3 separate regions of the Homo sapiens genome follow, and regions 1 and 3 are each linked to region 2. A link is an interaction called in ENCODE POLR2A ChIA-PET data of the cell type or tissue named here. Cell type or tissue: Panc1. All regions are shown on one strand. Links, peaks and the distances in the headings refer to the core of each region. The heading gives the core; the rest is flanking DNA.

Evidence for each region. ChIA-PET counts read pairs that join two places held together with the same protein. Peaks named below come from ENCODE experiments on the same cell type or tissue, not always from the same donor. Only the 100,000 strongest peaks of a DNase experiment are listed, where the experiment ranks them.
Region 1: POLR2A ChIA-PET joins it to region 2 with 5 read pairs; 4 of 35 experiments call an interaction of 5 or more read pairs at or near these places.
Region 3: POLR2A ChIA-PET joins it to region 2 with 5 read pairs; 2 of 35 experiments call an interaction of 5 or more read pairs at or near these places.

Annotation. Positions count from the first base shown.
Region 1 is chr11:102,560,048-102,568,288 of GRCh38, forward strand. No RefSeq gene overlaps it. Among named protein-coding and RNA genes, the nearest start is that of MMP7, 33 kb to the left of the region's middle. In Panc1, for the core only: no CTCF peak of the experiment used is centred there; a DNase peak (open chromatin) is centred at 4,284; H3K27ac peaks cover 2,162 bases.
Region 2 is chr11:102,474,680-102,480,769 of GRCh38, forward strand. The region is part of intron 1 of LOC124902740 (a long non-coding RNA gene); the gene reads left to right. All of the region lies in intron 1 of LOC102723838 (a long non-coding RNA gene), which reads left to right. Among named protein-coding and RNA genes, the nearest start is that of TMEM123-DT, 25 kb to the left of the region's middle. RefSeq lists a silencer at 2,222-2,271. In Panc1, for the core only: no CTCF peak of the experiment used is centred there; no DNase peak of the experiment used is centred there; H3K27ac peaks cover 2,020 bases.
Region 3 is chr11:102,203,299-102,211,539 of GRCh38, forward strand. It overlaps YAP1 (Yes1 associated transcriptional regulator), which reads left to right. Exons shown (of 9, transcript NM_001130145.3): 5 at 2,595-2,776; 6 at 6,219-6,266. Among named protein-coding and RNA genes, the nearest start is that of YAP1-DT, 97 kb to the left of the region's middle. In Panc1, for the core only: no CTCF peak of the experiment used is centred there; no DNase peak of the experiment used is centred there.

The DNA of each region.
Region 1 (8,241 bases), core at 2,610-6,609, 88 kb after region 2:
AACAGGAAACTCCCTGGGTGAAGGGGTGTGGGTAGTGTCAAAGGCAGGTGTATTTTTGGGAGTACCTGCATAAGTGTAGATAATGTTTTATTTTTATTTTTTGGTGATTGTAGATTAAGATGTTCTCAGTTTAAAATAATTTTTATACCACTTTGGTGAGCTGTTAATCTACCCAGTATCTAATTTAGCAATCTTATTTTAGCATCTTTTCTTTTACTAATTCGATACACCAGTCTTGCATATACTTCTTTAAACAGCCTTTACCATCCTAATGGTTCCCTCATTAAGTTTAAATATTTGAAATGTGCTCACTATGTATTCTCATAAATATATTTTTGAACATTAAAAAGTTTATACTTTGGCAATTTTCTATACTTTTTCATTCCTAGTACACAGTAGTTCTCTTACATATGCATGTATTAGCCTTTTGTTAGTTTATAATATCATCATTATGGGAAAAGTATTCTGAGTTCTGAAGAGCCAATGAAGAAAGTTTTGAAACACACCCGATTTTAACTTGGGGACTGTCTGTACTATATTTTTTAATAGTCTGTGGTTTCGTGTTCTCTGGTACTTAAATTCCTAAGCTTTACTGCCTTGAAGTTCTTGGCACACCATAGGCAGATTAGCCACGTGGTCATGTTTTGGAGTTTGGGTTGTGTTAGAAGTTTGGGTTCTGTTAGAAGAATAATTAAATCTTAGGCAGAAATTGGCTGACTTCCTAATAGGCAAGGTTAAGTCTCATGATGCTAGGCTACTAGGCAGGGTTTCTTGGCATGACAGCTATTACATTGAAGTACTTGACAGTTTTCGTTGTAAAGAACATTCTTATTTATAAAGTAGCTCCCTCATATTTGTGGTTTCACTTTCTGCAGTTTCAGTTACGGTCAACCGCAGTAGGTTATTTTTATGAACATAAGATATTTTGAAAGAGAGAGACAGAGAGAAAGAGACCACATTCAAATAACTTTTATTACAGTAAATTGCTATAATTGTTCTATTTTAATATTAATTATTGTTAATCACTTACTGTGTCTAATTTATAAATTAAACTTTATCCTAGGTATGTATATATTGGAAAAAAATAGTATATATAGGATTTGGTACTATCCCCCCACTGCAAGCACCTACTGGGAGTCTTGAAATGCAACCCTTGTGAATAAAGGGGGACTGCTGCACCTCACTAAATTCTCACCTGGTAAATTTAACCTAGTGTTCTTTTATTCCCTCCTCAGTGGAATTTTGACACTTGGTTGTGATATTTTATGAAAAAGCCCTATTCAAATAATTTTTGGTGCAGTTATGAAATGGATCGCCAATTTTATTTTTTCCTCCTTCCTTCTTTTCCTTCTCTGTGGTATTTTAAAATATTTCACAAAACTAGTGTATAGAATATTAACACACTTTACAGATGATAACTTTTAGTCACAGCATCCTCAGTTTGGAAACCTGCTGAATAATATTGTTCATATGATGACAAGTTTGAAATGAAGGCACATTATTTTGAATGGCTGTGTCCTATGGCCCAGGGTTACCGAAAATGTGGTCCATGGGCCAAGGCCTGCCTGCAAACTGTTTACTACCTGTCTGTAATGAGATTTCTACAGAACTTGAAAGCATTTGTAAACTTTTGTAAGCAATTTCTCAGAGTAATTTTATGTCTGTTGAATAAACTTACAATGTTTTCCTAAGAGAAGGATGTGGTTTGTCACTTGCTGTTTCTTCTCCTCCTTCTTACTTTCTTCCACTCCTCTTTCTCTTTCTCCTGTTACTGTTACTGCCCCTGCTGCTCATCTTCTCTTTCCTGACTTTATTCTTTGTCTTCTTATTCTTCTTTTTGCCTTCCTTTCCCCCTCTTCCTGCTCCTTGTGATTCTTCTCCCTTGTCCTCCTCCTCCTCCTCTAGATATGAAAGTCCACTATATTCACACAAGGTATGTAAGTAATTGTTCCTTTCAGTTACCTTGAGGAGAACTAATTAATTTAAAATATTATTTTAAACACCACCTTTATCTTATAGCTCCAGTGAAAAACTGCATTTTGTAACCTACATTTTTTTTATGGAATAAATTCCAGTTTTTCAGCTTGATTTTCAGGATCTTTCCAATGTAAGCCCAATATAAGAGTCCTAACTCTTCATAATTCCCTTAAAAATTATGATGATTTCCCCTTTATTGTGTATTTATACCATTTATCTTCTAAGAATGGATTCTCCGCTGATTTATAATTTGATTCACCCATCTAATGAGTATTTAGCATCAATTAAATGCTGGGCAATAAGTTCCTGCCACTCAGGAGTTTAACATCCAGAACGTAGTCAAATACTTACCTCTTCTTTGGGGGCATCTCCATGAGGTGTAATTAGAAAAAGCAGAGCCAGGCGCAGTGGCTCACGCCTGTAATCCCAGCACTTTGGGAGGCCGAGGTGGGCAGATCATTTGAAGTCAGGAGTTCGAGACAAGCCTGACCAACATGGTGAAGCCCCGTCTCTATTAAAAATACAAAAAAGTTAGCTGGGCATGGTGGCACATACCTGTAGTCCCAGCTACTCAGGAGGCTGAGCAGGAGAATTGCTTGCCTGGGAGACAGAGGTTGCAGTGAGCTGAGATCACGCCACTGCACTCCAGCCTGGGAGACAGAGTGAGCCTCCGTCTCAAAAAAAAAGCACTAAGAGTTGTCAGAAGAGTTGAGAGTCACAGGGATTGGGGACTGGGATATAAATCTTAGCTGGTCACGACCCCTAACTCCTTGGGTCTCCTTTGTGTACTCATCTGTAAAGTGGGTATGATGCTGATCTTTCCTTCATAAAGGATTTTTTAAAAAAGATTATATTAAATAATAAGATGAAAGAAGCTGGCACAATGTAGAATTTATTCAATGCTATTTTCTTCTTGTCGCCTATGAAAAAATTTTACTTTCTATTTACTTTAATTCTGACACCAAAGGCTATCCTTTTCCTGTTCTACACCATGCACATTCTAAACTAGTTCCATTTCCTGGTACTATCTTCCTGTTCCAACTCCCCTTTTTATTTATGCAATGCCCACTCTTCCTTTTCCATCTGCCCAAATTGTGTACTTCCTTCAGGATGAAATTCAAAACCTCACTCCTCCAAAATCACTCATGGGCCCCTTGACTTTTCTGGAATTCTCTTATAGAACTACTTCAGCTCTTGGCTATGTTATCTCTGGTGTTGACCATTTTATTAATTTCATCTTGCCTTCCCAATGAAAATGAATGTTCTTTGATGGTAAGGAATTTGTCTTTTTTCCCTTTCTTTCTTTGCATTCTTTTTTTTTTTTTTAAATAACAACCTCCTGTCCAATTATATGGTATTTGTATTTTTCTGTTCCCTAGAGTGTAGAGCATATGAAAGATAGTTAAAAATACAGCAGAAACTTGACACTGGTGAGGGATATGGGTAAGCCATGCTATAATGTGGATGCCCACGGGCCAGAGGGATTTACTGCTCATGTACTTCTCCCATCTATACCATCCTCATGATGCAAGTGCACCAAATTTGCCCTTTAGCAAAATGGCAAACTCATGTCCTTGGACATCTTGTGCTTGCAAAAAGCTGAAACCTCAACTGTCAAAACCTCAAATGCCAAGAGTTTCTTATGTTTTTGATAAAACTGTGGTTGTACCCAAAAGTACTTGATGAAAATTTTTTATTTAGCCCATTATTTTGGCATTGTACTGCCTCAGTACTCATCTCCGATTACCTATCAGGTGTGGGTTTGAAGGGTGGTTCCAGGGTGAATACAGACAGAGGAATATCTTCTAGTTCTTGCCTGGAGGCTCTGGACCCACCCGCACTTTCCCAGACCTGAAGGAACAGCAACTACCAGATGCCAAGCACTGCCTTTAGGTGCTCAGATGAACTTCTGAGCCATATCACCTGTCCTCAAAAGCCCTGACCCAAGCAGTGTCCCTTCTCTCAGATGTCCCCTCTCTCAGTAGGTTCACCCAGTAACCAGTTTTATGAAGAATAGTGTTTTTCAAAATGGGAAGAGAAAGCAGTGCTTTGACTTAGAGGACTCTCTTCTGTTCAATTTTAACTTTCAATGTATAGTTTTTAATTGTAGAAGTTACTTCAAAAGGAAATTAAAGAATTGAAACCCCAAGTCCCAGCATATTAGGAACTAATATTAGAGCTTACTTTCAAATAATGGCTAACTCTAGTGGAATGCTTACAAGGTACCTGTGTTGGTTTTTCATCGCCCTGACACATACATGAAAGTAAGTCTCTTCCAGAGAGTATCTGATTCTATGACTTTCTCTGATGACTCACCTATGACTTTCTCTGATGACTAGGCTATTTTATAGCTCCCTAGAAATAGAAACTAAGTTGTAGAAAACTGATAACAATGCAGGTTTTTCCTGTCCACAGTAATGCAAATCATTCTTTTTTTTATTCTTATTTTTATTATTATTATTATTTTTTTTGAGACGGAGTCTCACTCTGTCGCCGAGGCTGGAGTGCAGTGGCGCGATCTCGGCTCACTGCAAGCTCCAACTCCTGGGTTCACGCCATTCTCCTGCCACAGCCTCCCGAGTAGCTGGGACTACAGGCGCCCACCACCATGCCAGGCTATTTTGTTTGTACTTTTAGTAGAGACGGGGTTTCACCGTGTTAGCCAGGATAGTCTTGATCTCCTGATCTTGTGATCTGCCCGCCTCGGCCTCCCAAAGTGCTGGGATTACAGGTGTGAGCCACCGTGCCCGGCCGCAATTGATTCTTGTTCACAGAAATGCAAAGGCATATTGCATTTAGAGATAAAACTTTATTATGTTTTATAAAACATTATAGAGATAAAACTTGAAAATGTTTACTGACCTATGGGATATCAATCAGTTTTGCATTTATTAGCAAAACCATTTTAGCATTCCTAGTTGCATGTATACATCTCCAAATTCTCCTCATTCTCCAAATTCTGTTTCCTCATTAATTAATTAAATCAACAAATTATTTGACACAGGTTCATTTTACATGTGTTTGAGAGTCATGATTTTACTTTGTAAAAAATTATAGTTTAGCAATTTTGAAGGTTCCACTGAAAAGCCCAAGTGGGCTTTCCTGACAAAGTAAACTTCTGATGGGGTTCAGGACACATTACTCCAAAATATAGCACCTTGGCATATTAAATATTTTAAGCTGAAGACATTTGAAAAGCAGGAAGTTCACTCCACTTTCCTCCCAGTCTTTCTCTCCTGAAGCAGACCATGAAACCTAGGAAGGATTTTCTGATCTTTCCCTGAAGAAAGAGGCCGGGTGCCCTCCCAATACCTGGAGGAAAGGAATGTCCTTATCTTTGAAGATAAAATGACACTGAGAATAATCTGTACAAACAAGATGAAACTGCCTTTGCAAAATTATGACAATAAGAGAAATCTGACATACTTGACTCCATCTTGTTTCTGACCTCCAAGATGTCCTTGGTCATTCCTGGGCATAGGCCAACTTAACTTTGGGAGAAATTTATTTTTTTTATTTTTTATTTTTTTGTGATGGAGTTTCACTCTTGTCACGCAGGCTGGAGTGCAATGGTGGTCTTGGTTCACTGCAACCTCCACCTCCCGTGTTCAAGCAATTCTCCTGCCTCAGCCTCCTGAGTAGCTGGGATTACAGGTGCCTGCCACCACGCCAGGCTAATTTTTATTTTTTTTTCGAGATGGAGTCTCGCTCTGTCGCCCAGGCTGGAGTGCAGTGGTGCGATCTCGGCTCACTGCAAGCTCTGCGTCGCAGGTTCACACCATTCTCCTGCCTCAGCCTCCCAAGTAACTGGGACTATAGGCGCCCGCCACCTCACCTGGCAAATTTTGTATTTTTAGTAAAGATGGGGTTTCACCTTGTTGGCCAGGCTGATCTTGAACTCCTGACCTCAGGTAATCTGCCTGCCTTGGCCTCCCAAAGTGCTGGGATTACAGGCGTGAGCCACTGCACCCAACCTGTTTATAATGTAACTTGCAAGCAAGGATGAGAATAATCCCTCAGTAAACAAATCCCCTCCTTGTTTAGGGACCAAAGACCATCTTTGTAAGACTAATGAAAGGCCCCAAGAATAGGATTATGTGGGGTGGTGGGCTGAACTCTGCTAAGATGTAGGCATCTTTCTATAATCCTTTACTGCTCAGGAGTCATGTGGCCAGAGGTCACAAGATTTGTGACTTCCTTAATTGCTCCTGTAGATAACATCACGATTGTAATACCTAAGATTATTTTTTTTTGAGACACTTTCTGACAGACCCAACATGGACTCATGACTCAACTGAACCTGTGGCCCCACTCAGATGTGGACTCAGGGCTTGAGGACTGTTTTCCACACCCTTATGATTTCATCCCCTGCCAATCAACAGCACCCATTCCCTAGCCCTCTGCCCACCAAACTCCACAGAAACCCTAAACTCTGAGCCTTTGGGGCTATTGATTTGAGTAATATTATAATTCTGTTTCCTGCATGGCAGGGCCAGCCTCGTGTCAATTAAACTCTTTCTTTACTGCAGTGCCATGGTCTCCATGAATCAGTTTTGTCTGTGCAGCAGGCAGGAAGAACTCATCAGGAGATTGCAAAGATTTGCTGTTTTCCCCATTTTATTACTATTAGATCATACATTTTGTCCAAATATATTTCTCCATGACAGTTCACTTGTCATCAAACTTAATATAAAAATATGCAGATTCTACCATTTTTTTTCTGGTCTTCATTTTTTTAATGAAAGCTTCTGTGTCATGTGAAACTTATATTAAATAAATTGTATATTTTTGTCTTGAGAATCTGTCTTTTGTTAAGAGGTCTCAACTGTGAACCTAGGATGGTTACAGAAAAGAAGGTTTTCTCACCTTACACTGTGTTGCTGGAGAAGTTTACCAATGGTTGCTTAACGTCGGCACATCTTTTCTTGATTGCCAGAGTAAATTCCAAGTAATAGTAGAACTTTGGCTTTGCTAACTCACTCTCTGTTTATCTAGTTTTATCCCTCTCTCTCTAGTAATTTTGTGTTTAGTTCTTGTTTCTGGTTTGCCTATAGTCAACAACTTATTCTCAATTGGTTGTTGCAATGATTGGGAATTTGGTTTTTATGATGTAACCATTTGGTGATCGCCGTACATGATGGAGAAGATTTTTTTGTTGGGTAAAAAACAACAGAGAATCTGGTAAGTTTTTGTTTGTTTTTCTTTATGTTCATCTATTTGTGAACTCAAATCAATTCAGAACGTTGTGCCCACTGGGAAGAAGACTAGATTTTTTATATCGAGCCTAGTTAGTGTTTGTATTTCTGTGTTTATTCTTGACTCATGGCACAATTGAAAGACTGAAGCCACAAGCTCTCTACATATCAATGTGTCTATATGTATTAGTATTTGTCATTGGGAAAGATACTGCCCTTTAATTGTAAGAGTTGGAAAAGTTTTTCAGCTTTCAGAAAGTATTAATACTAGAAAGTATTTATAAATTAGATTATAATGTCTTTTAAAGAAGCTCTCATCTTATTTTTATAGAGATAAGTAAGCCCTTATATAATTCAAATATTTCCCCAATTCACAGAAAATAAGAAAATTGAATTTTTAATATGTTAAATGTACTTGATTTTTTAAAAAATTCTTTTTACAAAGACTGTTAGCTCAAAAAAATGATAAGACTTTAAGTTTACATAGTAACGTGAAATCTTTGGCAGATCTGACTGATTTAGTAATTTTTTTAAATAGCTGAAGCTTTTATTTGATTTATCAATATTGGGTAAAATATATGCTTTAGTCCATTTTCACACTGCTATAAAGAAATACCTGAGACTGGGTAATTCATAAGGAAAGAGGTTTAATTGACTCACAGTTCCTCATGGTTGGGGAGGCCTCAGGAAACTTACAATCATGGCAGAAGATCAAGGGGATTCAGGCAACTCTTCACAAGACGGCAGGAAAAAATGAGAAAGAGCAAAAGAAGGAGGAAGTGCCAAACACTTATAAAACCATCAGATCTCCTGATAACTCACTCATTGTCATGAGAACAGCATGGAGGAAGTCACCCCCATGATTCAATCACCTCCCACCAGGCTCCTCCCACCTGGGGAACATAATTCAAGATGAGATTTGGGTGGGGACACAAGGCTTAACCATATCATTCTGCCCCTGGACCCTCCCAAATCTCATGTCTTTTCACATTTCAAAACTAATCATGCCTTCCTGACAGTCCCCCAAAGTCTTAATTCATTCCAGCATTAACTCAAAAGTCCAAGTCTA
Region 2 (6,090 bases), core at 1-4,000:
CTAGCATTGATCCTCAAACTTTGACATGCATCAGAATCTCCTGGCAGACCTATGAAAATATGGGGGCTGCCCCCTCCGCCAGAGTTTCTGATTCAGTAGGTCTAATGTGAGACTTGAAAATTTGCATTTCTAACCAGTCCTCAGGTGTTGTCTATGCTACCAGACCACACTTTGAAAACCACTGAAGTAGATGGAAGTATCAAAAGTGAGGATGATTACAGTGTAAGAAAACTGACCCAATAGGGTTATCTGCAATTCTCAAGATAAAAATCTAGAGTGGGCCAGCTGCAGTGGCTCATGCCTGTAATCCTAACACACTGGGAGGCCGAAGCGGGTGGATCATCTGAGGTCAGGAGTTCGAGACCAGCCTGGCCAACATGGTGAAACCCTATCCCTACTAAAACCACAAAAATTAGCCGGGCATGGTGGCGCATGCCTGTAATCCCAGCTACTCGGGAGGCTGAGGCAGGAGAATTGCTTGAACCCAGGAGGCGGAGGTTGCAGTGAGCCGAGATTGCACCACTGCACTCCAGCCTGGGCCACAAGAGTGAGACTCCATCTCAAAAAAAAAAAAAAAAATCTAGAGTGGTCTCTATGTGACTCTCTAATGCAATTCTAACACTGTATGATTGTGCATTTTCCTATTTTAAATTACCAGTCTTTCAGAGGGAAGAGTATATAAGAAGATTCTTCCCAAAATAATTTGTGCAAATTGTTGACAGCCGAAGTTTGTAATGCACATAAAAGTAAAACTTTTATGTGTTTATTGTTCATTTTCCAGGAAGTTCTCAATTACAAATAGGCAGATTTATTTTAGGGAAACAGATTAGTAAAACCAGTTTTTCACTAGATTATTTACAAATTGTCTCACTATACGTTATACATATTACATGCAAAGGAGGCCTTATGATCCTTTTTTAACTATTCTCTCATCAATATTAAGATAGAATTCTTTAAAAGGAATGTAACTGCTCACCCTTTTGAAGTGTTTAAATGTCTTCACTAAAAATTTGACATTTTCTACTTGATTTGGTTTACTTTTTCCTGAAAAAAGTGAACACAGTGAAAGGAAGTGATAAATAGGGATGCAAATGGGTTATCCTTTCTTGTTCTAAAAAATTAGTCTTAAGTTTATTTTTCTCTCTATAGGAGATAAAAGATGTATGACATGGACCACTTATGGTTTAAGCTGAATTGCCTCTGTCTTATAATTTTTACTGAGATTCAGTTTATGTTTGACCTAAAAAATTTAAGTATCATACAAAGAGTTTATATAAGAACTTAATATAATTTTCTATAGCTCTTTTAACAAGTTGTAAACTATTTTATTAACCCTTTCTTTAAAAGGCTACCAAGAAGCTGATAATTCATGAGAAACAGATAAAATGACTATAAATTATTCCTCTCAAATAGGACATTTGGCCCTCTTTCTAAAATAATTTCATCATCTCTTTAGAGAGAATAAATAGTCTTTGGCAGGGAGCTAGATCTTGCAGATCTAACAGGGGGTTTTCCGTGTTGCATCAGAATAAGAATTCAAATAGAATAAGATAATTAACTTGAAATTCCAGGCTTGGGTCCACTCCTGACTATCTACTGGACCAGGAGCCTGTCTTGTGCCTTGCTCTGATGAGTAATTAACTTCAGTTTCTTCATTTGTGAAGTAAAGGGCTTAGACTAGATCATCTTTAGGGATTCCCTGAGCTCTGAAATGTTTACACTGTTAGAATAGGCCTAAGGCTATCAGTTTCAATTATGTTGTACTCATCTGTTTCACAGCTCTTCTTGAATATTTTGTTCAATATCAGAAGGATGTTGAGAACAGGGCATGTAAGGAGATGGTGAAAGGTCTAGGAACATGTTAGTAAGAATTGGAGGAACGGAGCTTGGAAAAGTGGTTCAGGGTGGGAGAAGTATGAGATCTTTTTCTCTGAAAAATATGGAATCTCTCATGTGAAGAAGGCAAACATGTATTCCAAGAACAATGGGTGAAACTTGCAAGGAGACAATTTCAGTTCCTATATACCCCTTTATCTCCAACTTCCAGTCCCTGATCCTCCAGAAGATCTTTTGATCTCTGGGCCACTGGCTTAAACTCTCCTCCAAATCCAGTCCCACCTCCTCCACAAATTTTTATGTAAGTTCTAAAACTCCAGCTTCCCTAGAAAATCCTTTAAACATCAACTGCCTGCTTTATCTTTCCTTTCCTTGCAAAATTTTCAGAGAGCACTCCAGCCTGATCTCTAGGCTCAGAGTATACAGGTCACTTGTGTCAATGCTGACAGCCAGAAAATAAACCTGGCACAGGCCCTGGTACGTGCAGCTAGTCTTGCTTTGCTGTACCTTACAACTCCTCCTACTTCCTGGTGTTCTGTAATCAGACTCCTCAGCCACAGACCTTCCTATACAATGCCTCCTGTGAATATATCCTGGATCCCTACTGCAAAGAATTCATGTCCCTTGGACAGAAACAGATCTTCTAAATTACAAAGCCCTTTTGTCTCCACTTTTGAAAGAGCCTATCAAATTTAGAGAGGAGTTAGAAAGATTAGTGGCCATTTATAACCCCATTCATAGGAACCTCCACTGGCTACTAAGGGGTGTTCTTTACACCCATGATTATACTGTGGTTATCAGACATTCCAGAAAGCCCCCAAATGAATGTCTTACCTCTAGAGGGAATAAGTGGCCAGAACTTCTCCCAGGTCCTCCTACAATTGACCAGGAAATGGCTGAGTTATGGGGCCTGATAGGGACAATATTAGAGGCCTTTTCCTCTAAGGTGAAGTGGTCTAGGGTTGAATTATGTACTCAGAAGAAAGGGGAACATCTTAAGGCCTATATGGAATGATTTATACAAACTTTTGAAAGGTTCACTGCATTAAATTCTGAAGCCCTAGGACATGAACAATTTTTAAATTCTGCCTTGGTTAGAAATCACCCTGATACAAAGAGGCAAATCCAAAATAGTGTCATTGGCTGGACAGGTCATTCTCTGAATGTTATTATAGAAGGAGCTATGCAATTCTTTAAAAATAACTTGCAGGAAAATAAGAGGAAAAACGGATTAAAGTCAATAGTACTTGCTTTGAAAATTGATTCTTTACAAAAACAAAATCATAACTCCAGGGAAAACTCAAAACCCACTCACCTTTCTCCCCAACCACAGAGCTTTGTCTTCAGATGTTTGCAGATATTGTAAAAAACAAGGGCATTGGAAAAACAGCTGTCCTAGACTTATGAGAAAGGAAAGCTTAAATAACAATCTCCCTAGACCCCAGCACCTTCACAAGGTCAGCTTTCTCTCTTCTGTGGGACAATACCCCATCGATTGATGGGGTCAGCTAATTTTCAGTCACCCCCTAGATCCCACTATTAAACTTACAGTAGAGGATTGGGAACTGAAATTCTCTTTCTTTTTTTATAAGAGACAAACTCTAGCTATGTTGCACAGACTGGACTCCTGGGCTCAAGCAATCCTCCTGTCTCAGCCTCAGACTATAGACATGGGCCACAGGGCCAGCTGGGAACTGTAATACTTAATTGCCACTGGTGCAACTGTCCCTACCATCTGCTCAGAGGATCTCTCTCCCTGTCACCTCTGCTTCTATTCAAGCTATTGGAGTTTCTGGGCAACGTATTTCATTGCCCATGTATCAGGCCACTGCAATACCCTTAGGCCTTCTTAACACCCATCATGTAACTCTAATAGATTCATTGCCCAATGTATACAGCAAATCAATATGCGGAGACACATATTGGGGGCAGCAGAGAAAGAGGTTTAATTGTAGGGCCACCAAACGAGGAGATGAGAGGAAACCTCAAATCCACCTCCCTGAGGATTTTGGGGTTAGGGTTTTTAAGGATTTTGGAGTAGGCCAAAGTGTGGAGATTGTTGATTGGTTGAAGGGTACAGGGTAAACTAATGACATGGGAGTTGAAGAAGCTGTATTTTCATGCTGATCCCATTCCTCTATGCTGGAATTCAGGGTATGAAACAAAACGTATGATTCTTATGTCAGAGATCCTGTCTGTAGGAATAATGGGGATGCAAATCAACTCTTAAACAGTCTTACAACCCTAATGTCAGCAATCCTATCCAGAGGAACAATGTGGTTACATCTGCAGATGCTCAGATTCTAGTGCTATGTGCCTTTCAGCAACAAGGAAGTGGGCCAAAGTGCAGCCTGATTAATGCTGAATTATAATTGTATTTCTCTAGAAACCAATATGCAATGCTTGTCAACCCTGTGGGAGTGTTTTCAGTCAAGGTTTTCTAGTTTCTGAGTCCTCACCAACAAACCTGTTAGGTGGAGATGTGTTATACAATGTAAAGAGAGAAGCATTTTTATTTCCCTGGCCTTAGACTTCCTCCTTTCCCTAATGGAAATTCATCTTGATTTTAAATCCTCTGAAGAGGAAGCAACCTTTAAAGATGTCTCAACTCATCTCCCAGCCTCACATGCCAATGAGATTGAATTGCTACTGTGTGTGGAGCCTGTAGTTATTGCCTGGAAAAGAATAAATCTTTCCTGATAGTAGCTCAGTATGCCCTCTCACAAAATGCAGAGCAAGAAATTAAACCTGAGAAAGAAAGAAAAAAAAAAAACCCTTTTTATCTAAGGAATGCAAACTCCTTTAAATTATCAGGCCCAGAGAGGTATTTATAATATAACAGCAGTCAGGTTTCATTCGCCCTTGAGCTAAAGAATTACCTCTTGAAGCTATATGTGCTATATGAGCTATAGACTAACTGATGCCATACAGCCATAAGATGTCATATACCCTATAGTTTAACAACGTATAGACAATCACTAACCAATGTGTTTCTGTAAATCAGTGAGAATTCTTGATGAACGTATTTTGTAATCACTCCCTCTCCTGATTCGTCCTTTTTCTTTAAAAACTTGAGCCTTTCCTTTGTTCTCCCAAAGGCTTGCCAAGGCAACCTGGAATCAGGCTGCAATCCTCAGCCTTGGCACAGAAAAACTCTTTAATTTTGCCTCAGCTTCTTCCTTTTAGGTCAACAAACTTATAATAGACTGTCTTTTACAGAGGGTGTTCTTGTCTTTATTTCCTTCCTTACTCTGTAATACCTTAATCTTGCCAGTAAAGAAATAAGGAACATTTGATTCAGACAGGAATAAAATCTATTGATTTGTACAAGATCTAAGAGCCCATAAACTCCTTTGTGATTTTTCACCACCCCTTAGTCCCTAATCCAGCTGACATTTCTACTTCAATTTCTGCTGATACAGCCTGATTTACAATGATTGACATCTGCTCAATTTTCTGTTCAATTCCATTGCGCCCTGACTCAAAATTTCTCTTTACATTCACATTTAGAGGGAGAAAATGAACATGAACTCATATAGGTCAGGGATACCATGAGTCCTTTTCAGTGTTTTCCCGAGTCCTTAAAGTCAGCTTAGACTCTGTGTCCTTTACCCAAGGCTCTACTCTTGTTCATTATTCCGATATGATCTTTTAGTTTGTTACTGAACTAAGCAACCCACTCTTCCAGACTCCCTCATTTTCCTAAAGGCACTAGCTCAACAGAGGCCATAAAGCCTTCCAACCTAAACTTCAGTGGGTGCAAATAACTGTTACTTATGTAGGATTGAATTGCTAGGTTGTCATATCTCAGAGCACTCAAAAGCTCGCCCCAAAATGCCTAGAGTCAGTTTTGTGCATTCCCCTCCCAAAAAAACATCTATGTAAATTTCTAGGAGCAGCTAGTTATTGCCACCAATATATTCCTAATTTTGTTGCCTTTGCTAAGCTCCTTTATACCCTCCTCCCAGATATTAATTCTGAGCCCATTTTCTTGGCCTGCAGATCCATAAATCTCCTCCGGAGCCTTAAAATTAACATCCACATCCCCTGCTCTCAGCTAACCTGATTTTGACAGACCTTTTCGCCCATCTCACCATGACACAATGGGATTGCTGCAGATATTTGGAACAATTTTTTTGCCTCTCTGATACACCCTGTAGCATATTTCTCATGTCAATTGGACCCCCATGCCGATGTGCAGTAGCCACAGCTACCACCCTAATAATTGACAAAGCCAGCATATTCTGATATTAC
Region 3 (8,241 bases), core at 2,131-6,130, 270 kb before region 2:
TGGACCTTGTTTGGATTCTGTTTTGAACAAGCCAATTGTAAAAATAACAATAATTCCCTTGATAATAGGGAAATGTAGACATGGGATGGACTTTTGATAATATTAAGGAATTGGTAAATTTTGATAGTGTAATCATGGTATTGTAATTATATTTTTCTTTTTTTAAAGAAGGCCCTGTCTTTTTAGAAATACATGTTAAAATTATGGGTAAAATGCTATATTGTTTGCTTGAAAATAATTGGCGCTGAAAAGTAGTTGAGGATAGAGGTAAAAGAGATTGGCCATGTATTAACAATTGGGAAGAAAGCGAGTGATGAGTACACAAGGATTCATTATCTGTATTAATTTTTCTACTTTTCTATGTTTATGGAAATTACCTTCAAAATGTAAAATATATGTTTGGAAACATAAAAATATATTCCAAAATAGCTCATGAATTAAATGTAAGTCACCATAGAAATTACACGTTTTTTGGAATAGAACAGTCATGAATTATACTATTTCAAAACATGTGGGATGCAGGTAAAGCAGGACTTAAGGGTAAGTTTATTGACTTAAGTCTTCCAAAAAAAGATGTAAATGAATTAAGTTCAATTCAAAAGTTAGAAAATGAAACACAGAAAAGCTGGAGGGAAAAAGAACAGAAAAAATAGAAATAAGTTAATAATGCAGTCATCTTTTATTAACAGGTAGCTGAGAAGATTGGATTGAACTAAGGCATTATTCTGAGGGAGGTTGGTCTGTAATATTCCTCTCTTTAATATCCTTGGTTCTGTCTCGGTGCTGTGCTAGCCTGATAGAAGAATTGGGCAGTCTTGAGCCAGGTATGATGCTCGCCTGCAGTCTCAGCTGCTTGAGAGACAGACAGTAGGATTGTTTGAAGCCAGGCATTTGAGACCAGCCTAGGCAACATAGTAAGACAGAAAAGGGGAAAAAAAAAAAAAAAGGTGTGCTAATGTAAAGAGAAATTAAAAGTAGGACTTCTGTTGTCTTAAATAGTTTCTGCCTCAGTGAGTAACTACTCAACTTATGTAGAAATGGCTCAGTATTTTTTCAGCGCACACTTTGTGCCAGATGCTGTGCTAGGTATTGAGGACACATAGATGACTACGATATGACCCATACTCCTGTGGCACTCAGTCTGAGGGAGCATATAAATTTGTAAGTAAAAAATTAGAATCAGGCAATAAATGTCAGTAGACAATATGGAAAAGTTCCCAGGCAATTCCTTGAGAGAAGAAAATTCTTAATGTATAGGATGGGCCCAGCCTTGTGAGGTTTTGCTCAAGTAGTCTCCAAGAAGAAATGGCATTTACCAAGCAGCCAGTCTGTTATAATGGGACACATTAAAAATCACAAGGAGTTTGCTGTGTGACTGGGAGACCATTAAGTTATAAGAGCTGTCAGTGTATGTTATTTAGGATTTTTGTAGCAAGGTTTATATGAGAGATTGGCCTGTAATTTTCCTTTCTTTTAATATCCTTGTATGGTATCAAGGTTATGCTGGCCTTATAAGTGTTGGAAAGTATTCTTTCCTTGTTATGCTCTGGAAGAGGCTGTGTAAGACTGGTATTATTTCTTCCTTGAATGACTGCAAAGCCATTGGGACCTGGGGTTTTCTTTAGTCAATGTGTACTAAACATTTAGTAGAAACAGTGACCCAAAATTTCAACTTAAGTTGAATATGTATCTGAAAAGGTTTATTATTCTTACTAACATTTTCACATAAAACTTCCCTCTGCTCACTGAGGTTAATTCACAGTTTGATCAGTGTTGTATCAGTGACAGAAATTCACTAGTATAAAAACCCAGTCCATTTCTAACCACCAAATGGTGTATTACAGCTTCAAAAAAAAATTTTTTTTTTTTTACTACCTAGGCTTTGTGCTGGGGGTTACCATGGTGTCAAATGAGACAAATCCATGTCATCCAGATACTTGTGGACTCAATTTGATATGAGCAAGCATCAGATCATTTTAATCTACTTGCTTTATTGGGATGTGTATGTGGATATATTAAGGGCTGATTATTTTGATGGGCTTTGCTGTTTGGAATGCTTTGTCTTAATTTTTGTGGATGAATTTTTAATTTATATATTTCATAAGAAGTAATGAATTTGCATCATTCACACTTCAGAAGTTATAAATAAGGTTCTCCACCTTTGTCCTTTAGTCACCCAGTTTCCCATCTCTGGAGCCAAAAGATGTTAGTTGCTTCTTAGCTATTCATCAATTTTTATATCCTCTGAATATGCAATATATTCACCCCCGCTCCCTTCCCCCACCCCGTTTTTTTTAAACACTTTCTCTTCTGCACCTTGCTTTTAATTTAGTAAGTCCTTAGAAACTGTTCCTTATTGCATGTTAAAACTACGTCTTGTTTCTTTTCTCTTATGACTTCCTTGTATCTTGTGACAACAGTAATAATAAATTAATGTAGTCATTGTGATATTGATGGATTTTTAGGTTATTTCCAGTCTTCCTGCCCAAAAAAGTTACATCGAATATCCCAAATTGCTTTTGAATAATTAAATCATCATTTTATCTTCCTTCACTAGTTTTTTAGGACAGATTTTTTTTTTCTTTTCATTTCAGCCATGAACCAGAGAATCAGTCAGAGTGCTCCAGTGAAACAGCCACCACCCCTGGCTCCCCAGAGCCCACAGGGAGGCGTCATGGGTGGCAGCAACTCCAACCAGCAGCAACAGATGCGACTGCAGCAACTGCAGATGGAGAAGGAGAGGCTGCGGCTGAAACAGCAAGAACTGCTTCGGCAGGTGAGGCCACAGGTTAGAAACCAGCCTTCCACTTTTGGGGGTTTGTTTTCTTAAAGTTGGGCAGATTTCATTTTAACATTTATTAGTTACAGAGGAATGTTGTCTTTGTAAAACTGAGTGACACAGAAGCATTCTATCCAGCCCTGTCCTTGTCTTAGTTTTGTGACTGTGAATGGCCTTTGATCAAGTTACAAGGGATGTGACTTGGAAACCTGTATCATGAAGAGCTGTTTTGGTCATGGTCATTGCAATTGAGCAAAAATTGAAGGAAGCAAGGATGCTTTCTCTAATGTACATGGAATTGTGGATTGCTGTTTTTCTGAGGATTTCACTAAAGGGGAAATTCTAGAACATCACTCAGGAGAAAACATCCTTTATTAATAACTTACGTGGCGGGATACACCAATATGACATTTCTCAAATGACAAATATACTTCGGTATTACCGAATCTAAGAATTTTCATTGAAAACAAAATAAATGTTACCTTTGGCCAGGTGCGGTGGCTCATGCCTGTAATCCCAGCACTTTGGGAGGCCAGGGTGGGCAGATCACTTGAGGCCAGTTCAAGACAAGCCTGGCCAACTTAGCGAAACCCCATCTCTACTAAAAATAAAAAAATTAGCCAAGCGTGGTGGCACACACCTGTAATCTCAACTTCTCAGGAGGCTGAGGCACAAGAATCACTTGAGCTTCGGAGGCAGAGGTTCGGTGAGCCAAGATTGTGCCACCGCACTCAAGCCTGGGTGACAGAGTGAGATTCTGTCTCAAAAACAAAAAGTTATCTTCAAGTTTAGAAGATGCCAGTGTGCTTTAAAATTACCTGCTTATGGATGTTTTTTTATTTTGGGGAAAGTAGGACATAGTAGAGAGCTTTGAAGCCCTTTAATCACCAATTCCATCAGCTTTCTTCCAGAAGGTACTGTTGGTTTTTATGTTCCTAATATATATAATTAATCTCAACATTAATTTTTACTTTATCTTATTTCAGAGTGGTTAAATCTACTAAGTTCAGATATTGGAGATAAGGTCTTTTGTTAAGTAGCGTAGATATTTTTAAATTTCCATATAAAATTTTTTTGAATAGATAATAGAAAAATGGTATACTAGTGATAGATGTACAGAGGTGAAAGTACACTCAAAATAAGATCTTTTCCCTGTTTTTCTAGTTCTCTCCTATGGGGCCTAAATAACTATGAGTTTCTTAGGTTTTTTGTTTTTTGTTAATTTTTCCAGAGATACTCTGTTTACATACATAAAATACATGTATCTGTGCCATTTTTTCCCTAGCTAAATCACAGCATGCTAAGTATAGACATTTAAAAATCGTCATACTCGGCCAGGCATGGTGGCTCATGCCTCTAATCCCAACACTTTGGGAGGCCGAGGCAGGAGGTTTGCTTGAGCCCAGGAGTTCGAAACCAGCCTGGGCAACATGGCGAGACTCTGTCTCTTAAAAAAAAAAAAAGCTCTACATTTCTGTTACCAGGAAGGAGGCACCTAAAGGTCTGTTTTTTGTTTTTTGGGTTTTTTTTAGGGCTGTATTTTAAAAGTATCTCTTGAGTGTCAGTGAAAATATGTGAACTCAGTACTACCTGAACTCTGATTTGGGGTTTGAGGAATTGGTACTTCAGGAGTTAAATTAAGCCATGGCATCTGAGACAGGCTCACGTTGAAACTGTGCTTTGTCGGTAATCTGTCCATACAATTCTAGTGTGATTGGCATCAAAGGTAAACCCTGATAGAAGGAGTAAGACAGTATGTGCCAACATACGATGTCAGGAACTTGTTGGGGCTCAGAAAATGATACTCCAAAATATGGTTCTTTGACAAACTAAGGAAGCAGCCTCAAGTTCTATGCCAAAGCACAGGATGAGGCTGTTCCTTGAAGTTCCTTTATCTGCCTAGAAACCAGACCCACCAAAAGGAATACAATTGCCTTTGATCCCCTCCTCAAAATTTCATTAACCAGAGAAGCCTGAAACTTGTATGACAGAGGAAAAGACTAAAAATTAAATATCACACCTAGAGAGCTCAGAGGAACTTTGCCCAGACTATTGTCTGTTCTCAGATCCCATTCAGTTTCCAAAGAGAATTATTTACTAACCATTGTCTGTGTACTGGGCCCATTCATTCTTCCTAAAAATCATTTACTGCCCTTCAAAATGGCGTCATTTCCCTCATGTCCCCTTCCCCTGTGAAGAAGGGTATTATATAGTATCTGGAACTCACTTGGTTATTGGGTAATAATTGTCTTGCAATTTCCCCCATGCTTATGCACCTTAAATAAATTTGTTTGCCATTTTCTCCTGTTAATTTGTCTATTATCAGTTCATTTTCAGCGAACCTTTAGAGGGTAGAGGGGAAGTTTTCCTTTTGGCCCCTATAAAGTGATCTTGAAAGAAATGTTTCTTTATCTGACATAAAAAAGGATGGAGAAAGGAAGCATTATTGTACCTCTGACTTTCTAACAAATTACCATAAAGGAAGAATATTTTTCGTCTACTATTGTTAGAACACCTTAGAACCATCAAAAATATAATTACATGGCTAATAGAAAAAAAAAGAGCAGTTTTAAAATATGTTTTATGTAACCTATTTTCATTGTTTTTCATTTTGTTGTTGCCGAGTAGTAGTTGTTCTAAGTAAATACAGGTCTCAATTTCACTATGAATAAAAACTGTCAAAATCAAGAAACTAAAAAAAAAGTTCTTTAATTACTAATGTCAAAACCATACTGTTTTTAAGATAATTTGTAAAGTCTAGAAATGGGGCCATTCGCCATTTTGTTTTATGCCATAGATCATCCTGGGGTTTTTTGGTGGGCAAATGCTGCTATTTGTAAAACTCTTCCTTCCAAAGATTTTCCTAAATCTTTATTCTCAAACTTACTCTGGGTGATGGGTCCTGGACAGAATAGCTTCACTTCCTTTAAAGGTAACTTCTTTGTTTCATCTTTACTGCCTACTGTGTCGTCTTTTCTTATGTTGAAGTTGACAGACCTGCTCTATTCTCATACTAATAGACTATTTTTAGATTTTTTTAAAGTAATCACAATAAATTCAGTATATCTTAAGTCTTTTGGCTTCCTGTGAACTTCTTCCCTTGACAGTTTATCTTAGCACTGAAACATCAAATATATTGTATCTGCTTTATCTAATACTCAGAAACAAAGAACCTACGTGACCAATATCAAATTTTATTTTTTAGTTCTGACTCCTAAAGTCTTGCTGTCCTATCCTCAATGCTGTTAAAAACTTCTGAGGTTCCAGTTTTGTTATGTGGTGACTCCATTGGCTCCTGTCTTCGTCAGTCTGCTTCTTCTTGGGTAGCTTGGGAATTCTGTGCTATGGTGATATGTCTGGATACAATTTGTAAGTCAGCCTACACAGCCAGACCATGTGGCTTAAAGTAATTTTTATCCGTCTTATTTTTTACTCTTAGGCAATGCGGAATATCAATCCCAGCACAGCAAATTCTCCAAAATGTCAGGTAGGCTCTTATCTGATGTTTTAGCACTGGAAAAAAAAAAAAAAAGATATTAAATTAGGAAAGAGAAACTTACATTCCAGGGTCCTGTCCTTATTGGACATTAGCCCAGAGAATAACTTTGAGCCATCTTTCTACCAAGATACTCAGGTTAACATTGCCCTTCCAAGAAAGTCTACACAGTCTGCTCCCTCCCTGCTCCTCCTAGGGAGTTTCTGTTTATTTTGATTCCATGGAGGTCTTTTTTATTCTATATTTAAATGTATTGTGTCTCAGTTGTACATCCTATCAGCTAGGTATGCCTAATTTTTATTTGAATAGCTTAAAATAGTATGTGTAATGATTTAAAGGAATTAATAAATTGAACAGTAACAAAAGCAGTATTTACTTGGATAGGCTACTTTAGGAAATTTTAGAGTCATGATACTATGAGGAAGAGAAAAATTCTTTCTAGTGGACATTCCAAAGGAAAAATATCAAAATTATCAGGAGAGTATCTGCCTGGATAGTGTTTCAGGTTTTCTTGTTGGCTTTTATCAGCATTCTCTGATGAACCCCAGGGAGCCCTGGTTGTGAAGGCATCTTATTTAGAAGGAAAGATTGTGGCCAATTTTTCTTCTAACACAGGCACTTGTCTGACTCGTGGGAAGAATCTCGTTCTTAAAACCAAAAAGATTTTAGGTGTTTGAGGTCCACAAGATTAGAAGAAATTCGGAGCCAGAGGATCATTCTACTTCTCTTGGGGCAGAAGCAACCATATAATGCCTCACCTTCTATGTAACTTACTCTGCACTATGCTAAATAAGTACATTGTTTTAGAATCTGCTGTAGAAGTAGGAGTTGGCAAAATTCTACTCATTTTGGATACTGTTAAGTTGTCCGTTGGAGCACCATGATGATAAAAGTCAGATACAGTCTTCATAGAAACCAGTTAATTTTGTGAGAGGGAAAATCTCTATTCTTCTTTATCTATCTCATAAATGCCACCATTAATCAAAAGACCAAGCAAGGGATAACTCAATAATAAGCCATCTTCACCAAAGTTGAGCATAGACATTCTTATGATGAGGGGGCACTAATATACCATTTGACTGTGAAGTGCAGGATAGCATTGGGTCTTTATAACGTGAAGCCATTTTTTTCTTTGCCATTTCTCTGAAGTGTTTGTTTTGTTTTGTCTTTTTGTTTTTGTTTTTTGTTTTTGTTTTTGAGATGGAGTTTCGCTCTGTTGCCGAGGCTGGAGTGCAGTGGTGTGATCTCGGCTCACTGCAAGCTCCGCCTTCCGGGTTCACACCATTCTCCTGCCTCAGCCTCCCAAGTAGCTGGGACTACAGGCGCCCGCCACCATGCCCAGCTAATTCTTTTTGAATTTTTTAGTAGAGACGGGGTTTCACAGTGTTAGCCAGGATGGTCTCGATCTCCTGACCTCGTGATCCGCCCACCTCAGCCTCCCAAATTGCTGGGATTACAGGCGTGAGCCACCACGTCTGGCCTGAAGTGTTTCTGAAAGAAGAATTTTATTCATGATAAATGAAATAGAAACTAATATAGGAGCAGAAATTAACTCAAAGGAGATTTGGATTCAGGTAAAAAGTCCTCCATGCCAAAAAAATGTTGAAATTGTTTCCTTTTTTCCCAAGGTCTTATACCCTGAATCTGATAAATAAGTCAAATTCTTCTTGATCTTTGTTTCATACTTGAATAGAAAAGTAAATCTTTACTGTTATTAAAATTATCAGGAATTCTTAGATTTTTTAAAATAGTAAAGTTTTAGAAAAGGTGAGGCTTATTAGTAGTAAAGCTTCTAAGATACGAAGATTAGAGGTAATTACTCAGATTTGCCCAGACCAGAGCAAAAAACTTGAAAGAGGTTTTTAAAAATCTTCTTTGCATATGCTGGAGATTAAAATATTGGTTTGTTATATATGCTTTAGTTGTCAGTGTTTAATATTTACCTGGCATAATTGTGGAAAGTTAT